Linked DNA regions of Homo sapiens: all the other regions are linked to region 3. The links are chromatin contacts, found by Hi-C or POLR2A ChIA-PET in ENCODE. All regions are on one chromosome and are shown on one strand. The core of a region is the stretch at or near the end of the contact, and the rest is flanking DNA. Distances in the headings are between cores, read along the strand shown.

Region 1 (2,700 bases), core at 14-2,513, 1.5 Mb after region 3:
TAAGCCTAGACACTGCTGGTAGTTATCACGCTGGAGGCAAATACTATACAGTCCACATCTGCAACCTAATTTTGCTTCAGCATCCCCAGAGACTTCGAAAATATTTCTTTGGGTAGGTTGCAAAACAGTGCTTCCTCTTTTATTCTCATCACCCCCATTACGATACAAAGCAACAGACAAGAAAAATCAAACTGCCAACTGTAAGGGCTTAAACACACACACAAAGCATCTTCTTTCTAGCTCCCGAATCGGTATTTATTCCACCTGTTTGTAAATCCATAATTCCACAATAACACAAACTGCCTGCTTAAAGAAAGGAAGGAAGAAAAGAAAAAGAAAGAAAAGAAATAAAGAGAAAGGCAAGTTAATGCTTTGGAGTCATTACTCTTCCACCTAGGCATGGGGGGAGGGGGATGGTACAAAAACAATGGATATTGAGGTGCTGGGGGAAAAATCGTCTTGCCCCAAAGCCTCTTGTGTTATGAGCCTGGGGAAGTCGGGGAAGAGTGAGACTACTTTTCCTCTCTCCCTAAAAGCTGTGCTATCACGGGGAGAGGTTGCCATCGGGCATGTTCTACGAGGCGGTCTCGAAGGGCTACAACTCGCTTCGCTAGGCAACACACCCAGAGCCGATCCAGCACTCTTCACTCAAGGGTTTTTAGGGAGAGGAGAACGGGAGAGCAAGGTGGACTCCAGGGAGGGGGCGAGAAGAGACCCCACCCTGTATGACCGCCGCTGCGCCCGGGCCCTCGCCAACGATTTACACGACTCGGGGCGCCCTGCGGACTGGGCCCGGGGGCCCAGGGAGCCGAGAGGAGAGAGACTGTCCGCCGGGGGCCCCCGGCCCGCGCCCTCGCGCCGGCTCGCCGTCGCCCAGGCGCTGTCCGGGCCGCCCGCCGCCGCCGCCGCAGGCCCGGCCCCGGCCGCTGTCACACCCGACCGCCTTCCTCTCCGCGCCGGGCTGCAGGCTCCCACGCGAGCCGGCTCCAAGGGCCCCGCACTCCCGGAGACAGCAACCAGGAAAGCGGCGGCGGCGGCGCCTCCCAGGGCCCCGGCCCCTCGGGCCTCGCCCCGGCGCTGCCGGCTCGCGCCTGTCAGGGCGCACGGGGCCTCCCCCTACCGACAGCCAGCCCGACTGCCCGACGGACAGGAAGGCAGGCAGGAAGAACCGACCAACAGACACCCTCCGCCTCATCGGCCCCGAGTTACCGTCAGGAGCCCCGACTCCGCCATCCTCCTCGCTCGCCCTCCTTCCTCCTCTTCCTCCTCCTCCTAAGAAGCGACGCTGCCCAACCGCCGCCCCCCGCCCGCCCCTCCCCCACTCGCCCCGCCCCGCCCGCCCCGCCACTACTCTCGCTCCAGCCTCCCCGCCCCACCCCTCTGCCGTGGGCCCGTCACTCGCTAGGCAAGAAAAATGGGCGGAACCGGGGCAAGAGAAGCTGCCCAATCAGAGACGGGCAGTGCCGCCAGCTTCTCTCTCTCCGCCCTTGTCCTTTCCTCAGTTCCTCTACGCCGTCTCCCGCCCACTGGGCGCCTCTGGCTAGCCGGGCTACAGAGTAAGCCTCCAGCAGGGTAGAGTGACAACTCCCCGATCGGAAGTTACTGTTGAAGCTAAGGCGGCCATAACTGATAATGGCAAAAGGAGATTCCTGGCTTCCTGTTTCCAGGGTGACGTAGATTTTTTTCCTTCGCCAGTCTCACCGTTACCCGGGGCAACAGCTGAGCCGTCTGGGAAGGGATGCATCTGTAAGTAAGCCCAAAGAGGTACCGTGGGTGACCACACATCCCATGTTAGACAAGTTAATTCATACTCCGGATTACACGTCCAGTTTCCTGGCCCTTATTTTACTGAGACGTCTGGTCACTTACGGAGATGGACAACAGTTTAGGGCTCCGAAATTCCCTCTCCTGCCCGGAAGTTGCATTTGGCACTTCCGAATTGGGTCATGGCGGAAGGGTGTTAATAGCCTGGCCGCCCGTGCCCCAGGGAATGCTTATTTTTGACCTTAGTTGCAAAGTGAGGTGAGTCCGTGGACCCCAACCAGTGGGCCGGACCCGGGCCGGACGGTCCCTGTGGGACAGAGCGCTGAAATGGCGAGCGGGGCTCAGGGCCGCTTCCGTTGGAAGGCGGTTTTTTTCCGGGCTGGCCTGGCGGCGGCCCGCCCCCGTGAGGCTCCCTGTGGGGTGAGGCCGCTCTACAGGCCGCCCTAACCCAGCCAGAGGCAGCCCGGCCGGGAGGACCCCAGCGGGGAATGGGCGGGGACCTCGGGGCGGAGCTCCTAACTCCGGCAAAACGGAGCTCTTGACCACGCCTCCGCAAGTTCCTATTAAGTACTTTCACTCCTTGGCCTTTGGAGGGAGGAGAATTCGGGAACTTCAGAAAATCATTTTCCACCTTCACCTATAAAAGGAAAAGATGAGCCCCTACCACCAGGGCAGGACCTCAATCTTTTTCCCCTGCCACCTGCCTTCCCATTCTGATTTTTCCCCCCTTTCCGCGTCTCTCCTTTGAGTCTTTGTAAGCTTTGACTGCGGTTCTGGTGGTGGGATTCCTGCAGGTCTACAGTTTCTTAAACAACGTGTTGAAGATTTTTGAAAATACTGTATTGCTTTTATATGGCCCTTTACAAAGTTATCATACATTATCTTGTAGTTTCTTCTGTATGCTTGAGTCAAGAACTCTAAGTCATCTTGGTAATA
Region 2 (2,700 bases), core at 161-2,660, 1.9 Mb after region 3:
TTCCTGTCTCCTTAAGCCAATATAGAAATGGACAGAATTTACATTATCTGTATAGACTATAAATATGACCGAGTAAACCAAGAACACTTACCAATCACATTATGTTTTGAACTGAAGGGATCTACAATTGTTTGATCTCTGTAACTTCGAAAACCCTGGATAATCACCTAGTAAATAAAAAACATTTTTGAGAACCCACCCCACAAAAAAAATTAACATTTTTCTCTTGCATTTCTTTCTTGTTTTTCATTTAATGCAATATAGAAAACTCGAAATTTCATATAAGAAAAATTCATTTTGGAAAGTGGTGATTAAAAATCTGCTAAAAAAAAAAAAAGGTACTTTTATCGGTAATCTTTGCCAAGGCAATGCTGCTGGGTTTTATTTTTTTTTAGGAGTTATGCTGTCAACCTGTTAAGGACCTTTCAAAATCAAAAACACTGTGTGAGCTTAACTGAACCCTAAACGCTGCAGTACAATAGCAAGTCTATAAAAGCAGGCCGACGGGCCCCAGCTCTCCTGACTCCAAGACCACCGAGTGCTGCTTTCAGTCACTCACGCCGGCCAGCCTGAAAGAACCCACGTTCCAAAGAAGGAGTGCTCAGAGCCCGACAGACCCAACAGAAAACCGTCTCCAAGGCCGTGTGCCTGGGCTCATCTTTGTGGTGGAGTCCCGCGCGGGAAGACCATTTTGACAGAAGTAAACAACCGAGGGAGGCGGCGCTCCGTATCCTGCAAGCAGGAGGGTCCCGCTCACTTCGCGGGTTAACTGGGGAGAAGAACGGCTCCCCGCAGTGACAGGTGACGACACCCCAGCCAATGCCCCCAGGGCCGCCCCCGGGCCGGGGAAGCCACCTTTCCACACATCCCAGGCACATGGGCCGTGTGAGGCCACCCCTGCAGGACCACACAGCCCTTCCCGCCCGCGGCCGCCCCGGCGGGGTGCCCCCCGCCAGCTCTGGGGCCACCCAGGAAGGCCCAGTCCCTCCCAGCGGCCCGCCCGCCGGCCCTTCCACACCTCTCGGAGATCCTGCCTCTCCCAGACAAGCGCCAGCAGGGAGGCCGGGGCTGCAAAGGAGTGCCCCAATTCTCCGCGACCCCGCAGCCGGGGCACTAGCGGGACCCGGGTCTCCCTCCTCCCCCACAGTCCCCGCCCAGCCCTGGTCCAGCCTGTGGAGACAGGGGAGAGGCTGCGGGTGGCGCCGCAACACTCCCGCCTCAAGGAGCGGCCCTTACCGGCCCATGACGGGGTGGAGGGACGCGAAGGCCTTACCTGCTTTATGTACATGATTCCGGGCCCCTGGCCTGGAAGGAGACCTGCCCCGGAGCAGCAACCGCACGGCCGCAGGGTCAGGTGAGGCGCCTACGCGACCCCTCCCCCAAAGCGCCGCTCGCTCCCCTCAGCCAAACAAAATGGCGGCGCTCGTGGGGGCGGAGTCCGCGCCTCGGACGGAACCACCTTGCAGCCTTCACAGGGCGTAGGAGGAGTCAAGTTCAGGTCTGCTCTTTCTTTTAGGCAAAACCAGTCCTCCACAGCGTTTTTTGGTGGATTTCTTTTGAATCTAGAATTCTGTAGCTAACGCTTTCCTGAGACTTAGTCAAAAGCTTCACTCGGAAAATCTATGACCGTAGGGTTGGTCCGTACCACCTCCGAGCGCGGGGCCAATGGTCGCGTCCACAAAGGGGGAAAGGTTCCGCGCCAAAGCCAAGAGGGAGACTCCGAGGGCCAGTAGCGCCGCGGGCTGTCGGCCACGTGATTCCGCGCTGTTTAAAAAAGCGGACCTCGCGCGCACTGTGCTAGCCTTGGAACACATGGAATGCTGGTGATTCTTGGAATTCTGTGTGCGGAGTCACTGCTGCCCCTTTGTTATCGCTCTCCATAGGAACGTTTACAATCTTAGCACGCCCCAAGCTGGTTACGAATTGCCCACTCGGAGGACAACCCCGAAGGGATTTGTCAATGCTCGAAAATTTGTTTTAATAATGTGATGATTAATTCCGTCGGGAACTGTTTCTGTTCTACCATCTGCTATAAATCTAGGCAGATCTGTACAATTGCAACAAAGATTTAGGTAAGGCTGAAAGCTTTTAATCCACTTTAAAAACAAAAGAAAACAGCCTGAAAGATACTAGGTGCTAGTGGCAACCCTAGGTCTGTCTGATCCTTGTCAGTCTTGGGAGAAAAACATCATTTGTTTAGAAAATGAATCTCTGGGCTGCTCTGAAATTACTTGCTGGGAAGAGAACAAAATAACTACCCAAATCATCCCCAGCCCCACCCCCGCCCGCTGCTGGAGACAATTCTGGCCCTAATTATTTCTAGATTGAACTATTTTTAGTAGCCTCCTAACTGCCTCTGCTAACCAGGGTATCTCCCTAGGAGTCCTTTATCTGGAGCCCGGATCAAATCCTATCCAGCCCTTGGTTTAAAAAAATAAATAGGCCTGGTCGAGTGGCTCAAGCGTGTAATCCCAGCACTTTGGGAGGCTGAGGGGGGAGGATCACCTGAGGTCACGAGTTCAAGACCAGCCTGGCCAGCATGGCGAAACCCCCGTCTCTACTCGAAATACAAAAATTAGCTGGGCGTCGTGGCGGGTGCCTGTAATCCCAGTTAGTCGGGAGGCTGGGGCAGGAGAATTGCTTGAATCCAGGAGGCAGAGGTTGCAGTGAGCCAAGATCGCGCCACTGCACTCCAGCCTG
Region 3 (2,700 bases), core at 200-2,699:
ACAAAAACAAAAACATTTCCAGATGGGAGATGTGAAATTTTTAAGTGTGAAAAATTATCTTGTACCAAGTTTTACATGAAACTGGGTTATACAATAAATCCCCAAGAAGGATGAGAAACAAGAAATGGGGGTGGGGGGTATGAAAAATACTAATGCTAATACAGCAACTAACAACACCAAAAGTGACTTTAAATATGTTATATAAATTTAATCTACCTAACAACCCCATGAGAGAAGTACAATTTTCCCCCATTTACTAAGAAGGAAAGTTGAAAGAGACTAAGAAGTCTGTTTAAGAGGCACAACTTTTATTTTATTTATTTATTTGAGACGGAGTTTCACTCTTGTTGCCTAGGCTGGAGTGCAATGGCGAGATCTTGGCTCACTGCAACCTCCGCCTCCCGGGTTAAGAGGCACAACTTCTAAGTGACAGAGGTAGGATTTGAATCTAGGCACCCTGATTCTTACCTCTATTTTGCCGCATATAATTATAACAATATTATTACTAACACAACAACGCCGCTGTAGATTGTAGATCCATAGGCTACATACTTTCATTCATTTTCTTTGAATACTCACATGTCTATAATTTACAAATGAAAACATTAAGACTCTTAAGACGTTAAGAAACGTTTCCAGGTTATGCAAGTTACAAGAAGGTAGAGCCGGGATTCGAACTCAGATGGCTCAGATTCCGAAGGCTCTTTTCACGGCACCCCACACCCGAACTTGACTCCTTACCCTCAACCAAGCCAAGCCGTATCCCTCCTGGGAACAGCCGGCACCACCCACTCCAGCCTCGCGCCTCATAGACACACTTACTCGGGCGGCGTTCCACCGCCCGCACCCTCCCAGCTCTCCCCAGCACCCTCGTCCAGCCGGGCAAGGCTCTCACCAGGCGGGAGTCGTGGGACCCTCGCAATCTTGCTGGTGATCTCTGCAGTGAGCACCGCGAAGTCCTGCTCGTAACCTTCGAAGTCGGACGACATGGCGGCTCCGGAACGAGTAGCCCAGGCCAAAGCCTAGGTCAGGGAAAGGGCCTCGAGGGGCAGCGAGGGGCCCCGCGGCTTAGGAACCCCGGAAGGTGCCCCCGAGAGCAGAACGGAGAACCGGGGACAGCTCTCAACCCAGCCGCTTCCTGGTTGTTCGTCGCAATCTCGGTTCTCCGGAAATTGGGTTGCGTGCGTGCTTTATTTTCCGCTCCGACTTTAAGATAAGTAAGTTCGCAAAGGAAAAGCGCCCCAATTAGTGCCTCCCCCCAGAAAAGCGTATGAAAATATGCAAGTTCTGAGGGATCATTAGAAGCGTTTTTTCCCCCCTTCGTGTTCTGGGAATCGGCTCCGGATCCACACGCTACAAGGCACAGCAGCTTGCTTCCGGAGGGAGGTTTGAGGCGGCGAACCTCCGGAAGTGACAGTAACAGAGACTGCGCAGGGGGCCTGAGCGGGAGAGTCCTGGCGAGGGCGCTGGCCGAGAGGTGCTCGGCTTGTAGCAGGTCCCGCACTCCAGCCTCTCGCTGCCAGGGTTTGCTCTCTGCTTGTCCTGGGCTGAGGTGTCCATGACGGAGTCATCCAAGGAGGAAAAAATCTGTTCCGGGTGAGCCCAGGCCGCCCCGGATATGCGATGGCTGAGGAGCAGACACCAGGGACCACACTGAGGTGGGAGTCAAGGCAGGGAATATAAGCACGATTTTGGTGGTCTTTGTCCCACCAGAGTGGGAGCAGGCTCTCCTGAATGTTGAGACCAACCTGGCTTACCAGGATATTTCTTCCTTGGGTGAGGATTTATTTCTAAGCCCTCTGCTCCATGACTCGGGCGGGAAACTGAGGCACAAGTCAACAGCGTCTGCTGCGTGGTAGTCTGTATTATCCATGTAGCTCAGATCCTCTTCCAGATCTTCAGATCCAGTCCAGGCAGAGATGCCCTTCCACAAATCTCTCCGGAGCTCGCCGCCCTGCCTTCCATTTCCCTCGCTCCTGGAGGCACTTCCTCTTCTTTCTTCCCTCGAATCTTCTAATTCAGGTTCTTCTCATATACTCTTCTGGTCATAATTTCACACACACCACACACACTCTCGCTCTATCTCCTCCCTTCCTTTCCTTGCATGCTCTCTTTGCTTTCACTGTCGCTCCTTTACTTTTGGGCCAAATTGACTGTTCTCTTGATGTTTGGGTGGCGGGGTGGAGGAGACTGCAGGCAAATGGCATAGACCATGTCTGACTCATACTTGGCTTAATTCAAGACTTCATAAGAGGCAGCTTAGAATTTCATAAAGGGAGGTCGTTGACTTGCCTTCTATTCTGGTTCACCTGTTACTTGTGACCTTGGTCTAATCACTCAGCCTCTCTAAGACAATTTCTGTTCTATGAAGAAGGAAACTGAATTAGATCAACTCTAAGGTCCTAAAATTCTTTGTCTTCTCAAACTATTCACTAAGCGTTGGATGGTGACAGTCCCCTGACAAGCGGAGAAGGAATAAAAAAAACTATTTTGGAATCGTGTATCCAGTTTGCATGCCATTCAAACTTGTACCATATTTTGGATAAGTCAAAAGTAGTTCTTTTTGACATTTGACAAGATATGCATCCCAAAGTGTAGTGCACTTGTGAGATGCTGTTGTGTAGGTGTTTATTGTAGTTAACAAGTATGGTATGCAATAAAGGTTTTGTTTTGTTTTGTTTTAACTGAACTTTCCCATTT
Region 4 (2,700 bases), core at 53-2,552, 1.2 Mb before region 3:
TAGAGACTGAAAAAAAGTTCCTGTAGTGATTATTTCTAAACATGTTGAACAGGAGCCCACATGTTGGGGCAACTGGTACACAGCTGGGTAAGAAGTCACTGCCCAGCTATTGTCTGAACTTTTTACTTTCATGAAGGGGGAAATGGACTGCAGCTGCTTCCCCTGAAAAGTGACATCATACAATTTGTGACTCACTTCTTGCCCAAATAAAAATCTTCCTAAAGGGCACACAGAGAAGACCTGAAAACCTCCCCCTCTTGCCTCTAGCAGCTGGGAGGGGGAAAGGGAGGCTCTGCTGGGCACTCAAGCGCTCCGCTGCGTCACCCAAGGCTCATGGCACTGCTAGACCAGGGCCTTTACTTTGCTATTGCAGAAACTTTAGCTTCTTCAGAGACGTTAAGTAACCTGTCCAAAGCCACACAGTTTACAGGTGGCAGAAGGTGGACTGTGAATCTAGGCAATGGCGGTACCAAGGGTGAAGGTCAGGCCGGCGAGACCCAAAAGGAGGAAATAGCCTGTAAGTTGAGACAACAGGGAGGGCCACGTCAACTAGCCCAGGAGCCCAGAAGTTCAAGAATAAAGATCTGGAAATGATACACCCACAATCACCCACAAGTAATTTTACTGCTCCATAAACCGCAAAGCTGTCACCTGGAGCCTAACACTCCACACGTCTAAATGTCTCCTGCCTGGTTTCCACCTCCTCAAGGTCCCTCTAAGAGCCCTGCAGCAAGGACGCTCAGCTCCAGTGTACTCAGACTTGACAGAGCCACTGCCGCGAAACGCGTACCATAATCAACTCTGTCCATCCCCGCCAACAGTCTGCGGGGATCACCGTGGTTCCCATTTAACAGAGAGAGGGTTGAGGTCCCACCGCCGGCAGGCAAGGGGTGGGGACCGGAACGCAGGCAAAGGAGCCCTCGCTGTTAGCCGCTGTGCCAGATCACGAGCCCTCCTCTCCTAAATCTCGAATAGTACGAGGTGTCCCCTAGCCCCCCGGCTAGGAGGGAAGGGAGGACAAGCTGAGCAAGGCAAGCGATGGAGAGAGCGGAACGGGCCCTCTTCCCAAAGTTTCAGCGCAGGCCGTCGGGGCCACTCAGTCCCACTCAACCAGGCTCCCCTAGACCACGCTGGGGGCGCAGGGGGGAACTAGGAAGCCGGCAGGAAGGAGGGAGGCAAGGCGCGCACGGCCGGCGGGCTGGAGAGGCGCCGGCCGAGGTGGGGGCTGCAGTTACCGTTCCCACGGCGGTAGGGCGGCTGGGACTGGCACAGTCTCTCTCCGTCGCTCCGCAGCAAGGGTCTGGGGCCCCTTTAGCGAAAGCGAAACTAAAAGTCTCGGCGCTGCGGAGGGAGGAGCCGCCCTGGGTAGGGCCGGGCGGGGCTTGCACCGCCCCTGGCTCGGGGTAGTGCGCTCCGCAGGGGTGGAAGAGCCCAAAGCGACCCGTGTCCCCGCACGCATAGTCCCTGGAGGGCGCTCTCTGCAAAGCTGGCCGCGCGCTCTGCCAAGTTGGCCCCTCGCTCTACAAAGTTGAGCCCGCGCGCGGGAGAACGCGCACAGCAAAGTTTGCAGTTTCCCGGGACAGCCGAGCCGCCGCGGGTTGTTCCGGGAAAAAAACAAATCTGCCAAACTGGCCGCGCTCCAAGTGACCCAAAGAGCGCAGATTTCGCGGCGGCGCTCAGTGATGGGGCGCTCGTGTGGTCACCTCCACTTCCCCGCCCCCAGTGTACACCTCGACCTGGGCCTTCACATCAACTCGGAGACCCCTTTCCCATAGCCAGAGGCTCTCCCCTAGCGAAACCTGGATCCCAGCTGGAACTGCTGGCGTCCCCCTGGGGGACTCCACGCCTACATTAGCATGCGTACCCCACAAGGCTGATCCGCTTCGGGCCCGCTGTGGCATCCACTGTGGTCTCCTAGACGTTGCTTTGCGGGGGGCGCCCTCCTGCGCGCGTGGGCGTAGGACGCTCCCTCAGCTTTGAAGGAAGTACCCACCCAGCAGCCCAGCTTGCTGGTGGAGATGCTGCTCCTGGATCTTTCGGGAAATATTTGTTGTGCGCCCCCGTGTGTCAGGGACTGGGTATGCGGCCGGGAGTCAGTCAAACACGGGAGAGACTGAGCACTTCCACGGATTCTAGTTCACCCCAACCCCACAGCATACGCACACACACACACACACACACACACACACACGGACACACGGATTCCAGTTCACCCTGACCCCACAAAACACACACACACACACACGGATTCCAGTTATCCAGTTCACCCTGACCAAACACACACACACACGGATTCCCGTTCACCCTGACCCCACAAAAGACATACACAGGCATTCCAGTTCACCCTGACCCCACAAAAGACATACACAGGCATTCCAGTTCACCCTGACCCCACAACACACACACACACGCATTCCAGTTTACCCTGACCCCACAACACACACACACACGGATTCAAGTTCACCCCGACCCAACACACCCACACACAAACACACAGATTCTAGTTCATGAAACCCACCACACACACGGATTCATACACACACACGCACCTAGTTCACCCTGACCCCACAACACACACACACACACACACACACACACACACACACACACGTCTTTCTTCACCCTGGCTCAGGGAAGCAACTAAACTCAATCACACTGAGGTGTAAAATATCTGAGAAGAAATTGTAGTTTTATTCATAT
Region 5 (2,700 bases), core at 199-2,698, 1.7 Mb before region 3:
ATCTTGCATATTTCTTGCCCCTACTGGGAATCAGCACTTAACCTCCAAGAGAAGCCAAGGTAACTTTTTTTGGGCAATGCTCTTTAGAGATCACAATCTGGGGAATAGGAGTGTGCAATGGGTTGGTCACTGTTCTAAGAGTTTTCAGTGGACACACCTTTTTTTTCACGAAAAAAATGTACCATGAGTTAATTCTGATATTTGTAAATTCAAATATAGGATTGCAGAATTTTAATATAATGTCTTTGGTTTATATTTGTATTTCTTTTCTCTTATGGTGAAAAACTTGGTTCACAAAGATATATTTATATACTTTATACTAATTATAAATTCAGAAATATTCAGAAATAGTAATACCTATGTTATTACTGACGAGTACCGAAAACAGCTTAAGGTTTCTTCAGTTTTTTCCCCTTGGATTAATGTCTCCCTAGGAAGGCTTGGTCGATTTATTGTTTTAAAGTCAAATCATTTATTTTCTATGACAAGACACTTTAACTGCAAAATGTGCTTCAGTGTAGTACCTTCATTTAAGGAGGAGTGAGGTGCCATTACACCTCCGTGTGTGTGTTTTGCCAACAGTATCGAAGACGCTTAACAGAACAGTAGTAAGTTTTGCTTTACAAATTCTTACATTGCAGAATCGTCTGCATCAGCTATTTTCATTCATGAGATATGTGTAAGACCTAAACCAAAGAACATCGTTTCCCCGGACTGAGGAGGTTTGCGAAACCTCCAGAGACTGAACTGCTGACCTTCCTTCTCTGGGCCGGGCGAGGCAACTGTACCCAATACACTTTTTGTTGCCATGCTGCGTGCCAGGTTACTCAGCCGGGAGAGGACACTTCCTACCATCAATGCGCTCAGCTTGAAGCCAGAGACGAAGGCACCGACAGTTTATTATTAAACAATGGCAGCAGCGCCACGCTGAAGACACGAACGCGCTGTTATGGAACCCCCAGAGGTCTCCCCCATCGTAGCCTGCTCCAGCCGACTCCGCCCACGTAAGGTGCAAGGTTTCCGCATGAGAGCCGGGAAGCCACAATTTCAAATTCTCTTTTATTGCTTTATGTCCCTGACTCATGCAGGCCAAAGGGTGAGGAGGAGTAATAGCCAACAAGAGCGTCCTGCAGAAAGAAACAGGCTGCGTGGGTCCGGAGGAGCTTGAAAGGAAGAACCCGACCAAAGGGCAGGAGACCCGGCTCTCCAGGTCGCGGAGGCGTGGGTGCCCAGCCAGGCGGAGTGCGGGGCGGGGCCTCTCGGGCCGCAAGGTGGGGCCTCCTGGGCCGGGAGGTGGGAGGTGAGCTCCGCCAGCCCAGCCCACTGCAGACAGGTTACCCAGGACCTCAAGGTGTGCTGCGTCACCCCGCCCGCGCTGCGCTGATTGGTTCCTCCAGGGAGCCCCCGCCCCCTCAGCTGTAACCGGGCCGGCTTCAGTGTCGCCGCCATCTTTGTTGATGTGTCAGCTCCGCAGGGGTTTGGGGAAACGGCCGCTGAGTGAGGCGTCGGCTGTGTTTCTCACCGCGGTCTTTTCCTCCCACTCTTGGCTGGTTGGACCCCGCTATGGAAAAGTTGGCCCCTGAGCCAGAGCTCCAGCAGCCTTGTTAGGGCGTGGCCTGAGGCTTGGATAAGTGGGGTAAGTGTCTGAGGGGTACTCGGGGCACACCGGTGAGTCGCGGTGGCGGTGCGGTGGGGCTGCCAGCCTTCCGCTCCTTCCTGCACGTTCCGTGGCGGGGGCGAGGGCGAGTGCGAGGTGGAGGTCGAGGTCGAGCGGGCTCCCCGCCTGGCTCCTTTGAGGGCGCGGAGGAAGGGGAGGGCTGGGGAACGGGTTTCAAGCCCTTTCCTCTCCCTGCCTTCCTCCTTCGGTTCCGGGACCTTGGAGGTGGCAAAGAGGGGTCAGCGGGGGTCGTGGGGGCTGTGCCTCGAGAGCGTCTGAATTCGAGCCCATTGCCTGGGCTGCGTGTGAACTGCAGCCAAGCCCTACCTGCTCGAGAATCTTTCCTAGACTCAATCGCCTATTTCGTTTTTCGTCTCAAGTTGACTGTATGTGGGTGTTTTATATTTACTGTTGTGAAGACTTGTTACCCTCTTCCAAACACTTCCATTACTGTGATTCTAAGTTCCTTAGAAGTGATTCTTTGGAGTGGTGGATACTGTTCTTTATGTTGTCTTTCAAGGACGTCAAGGCATTTCATAAACCTTGGTTGGTAAGGAAGGGGTTTCAGATTTATGTCTCCATCAGTAATGAAAAATGGCAAAAACAAAACAAAAACCCTTCTACGTGTCCCTAAGTAGCAATCTTGGGAAACAGTGCAGGTGTGAGTATTGCTTAGCTGTTAACAGTTTAACAACTTCACCTAATATTCCCATCTTGATTTTGTTTAGAGGAAAAAGTCCTGGATTTCGAGTCAGAACATCTGGATTAGAATCCTACTTCTTTCACTTGATAATCTTGTTACCTGTGGAAATCAGAAGAGAGAATATAGTAAAAATACGCAGTACAGTCCCAGGTACTTGGCCGTTTTCTCTGCATGTGTGTCATGTTCCTTTGATGCCCAGCTTTTTTTTCTTCCAAAACGATAGGCCGGGTGTTGTCTTCTAAGGTGTTCAGTAAATCAGGGTTTCAAGAGGTGTGCTGGTAGTCATTCAGAAGAAATTAATCTGCTATTATCTATTTAGGTATGCTAGTTGTGGGTGTGG

Evidence for each region. A loop is a pair of places that touch in the nucleus more often than their neighbours do. ChIA-PET counts read pairs that join two places held with the same protein, here RNA polymerase II (POLR2A). Pooled maps may share reads with other maps.
Region 1: a loop to region 3 is called in a map of CD4-positive, alpha-beta T cell, with 5 times the contacts of the local background. The contact joins the promoter of SHOC2 here to the promoter of ZDHHC6 in region 3. A Hi-C loop is called at or near these places in 2 of 168 maps with a recorded cell type or tissue (CD4-positive, alpha-beta T cell and naive thymus-derived CD4-positive, alpha-beta T cell), 1 of 37 single-sample maps with no recorded cell type and 11 of 50 pooled maps. POLR2A ChIA-PET finds 5 or more read pairs at or near these places in 2 of 52 experiments (CD4-positive, alpha-beta T cell and MCF 10A).
Region 2: a map of CD8-positive, alpha-beta T cell shows a loop between it and region 3 (2.8-fold over the local background). The contact joins the promoter of SMC3 here to the promoter of ZDHHC6 in region 3. A Hi-C loop is called at or near these places in 2 of 168 maps with a recorded cell type or tissue (CD8-positive, alpha-beta T cell and naive thymus-derived CD4-positive, alpha-beta T cell) and 9 of 50 pooled maps. POLR2A ChIA-PET finds 5 or more read pairs at or near these places in 1 of 52 experiments (T-cell).
Region 4: a map of CD8-positive, alpha-beta T cell shows a loop between it and region 3 (8-fold over the local background). The contact joins the promoter of CASP7 here to the promoter of ZDHHC6 in region 3. A Hi-C loop is called at or near these places in 1 of 168 maps with a recorded cell type or tissue (CD8-positive, alpha-beta T cell), 1 of 37 single-sample maps with no recorded cell type and 11 of 50 pooled maps. POLR2A ChIA-PET finds 5 or more read pairs at or near these places in 1 of 52 experiments (activated T-cell).
Region 5: a loop to region 3 is called in a map of CD8-positive, alpha-beta T cell, with 8 times the contacts of the local background. The contact joins the promoter of CCDC186 here to the promoter of ZDHHC6 in region 3. A Hi-C loop is called at or near these places in 2 of 168 maps with a recorded cell type or tissue (CD8-positive, alpha-beta T cell and naive thymus-derived CD4-positive, alpha-beta T cell) and 10 of 50 pooled maps.

Annotation. Positions count from the first base shown.
Region 1 is chr10:110,918,167-110,920,866 of GRCh38, reverse strand. It overlaps SHOC2 (SHOC2 leucine rich repeat scaffold protein), which reads right to left and starts at 1,263. Exons shown (of 9, transcript NM_007373.4): 1 at 1,210-1,263. BBIP1 (BBSome interacting protein 1) reads left to right here and starts at 1,687. Exons shown (of 4, transcript NM_001195305.3): 1 at 1,687-1,746; 2 at 2,654-2,700. RefSeq lists silencers at 804-893, 904-1,343, 2,194-2,353 and enhancers at 1,564-1,613, 1,634-1,833, 1,523-2,062.
Region 2 is chr10:110,566,405-110,569,104 of GRCh38, reverse strand. SMC3 (structural maintenance of chromosomes 3) reads right to left here and starts at 1,410. Exons shown (of 29, transcript NM_005445.4): 1 at 1,274-1,410; 2 at 92-167. The coding sequence starts at 1,288. LOC105378483 (a long non-coding RNA gene) reads left to right here and starts at 1,797. Exons shown (of 2, transcript XR_946318.2): 1 at 1,797-2,072. RefSeq lists a silencer at 801-1,090 and enhancers at 1,431-1,530, 1,541-1,590, 2,405-2,700.
Region 3 is chr10:112,445,663-112,448,362 of GRCh38, reverse strand. ZDHHC6 (zDHHC palmitoyltransferase 6) reads left to right here and starts at 1,449. Exons shown (of 11, transcript NM_022494.3): 1 at 1,449-1,658. VTI1A (vesicle transport through interaction with t-SNAREs 1A) reads right to left here and starts at 1,148. Exons shown (of 8, transcript NM_145206.4): 1 at 896-1,148. The coding sequence starts at 989. RefSeq lists enhancers at 1,083-1,342, 1,543-1,662.
Region 4 is chr10:113,678,514-113,681,213 of GRCh38, reverse strand. It overlaps CASP7 (caspase 7), which reads right to left and starts at 1,302. Exons shown (of 7, transcript NM_001227.5): 1 at 1,236-1,302. RefSeq lists an enhancer at 427-716.
Region 5 is chr10:114,172,951-114,175,650 of GRCh38, reverse strand. CCDC186 (coiled-coil domain containing 186) reads left to right here and starts at 1,448. Exons shown (of 16, transcript NM_018017.4): 1 at 1,448-1,636. It overlaps MIR2110 (microRNA 2110), which reads left to right and starts at 1,472; the gene lies at 1,472-1,546. It also overlaps a transcript of TDRD1 not described here. RefSeq lists a silencer at 1,113-1,382 and enhancers at 1,443-1,642, 1,238-1,766.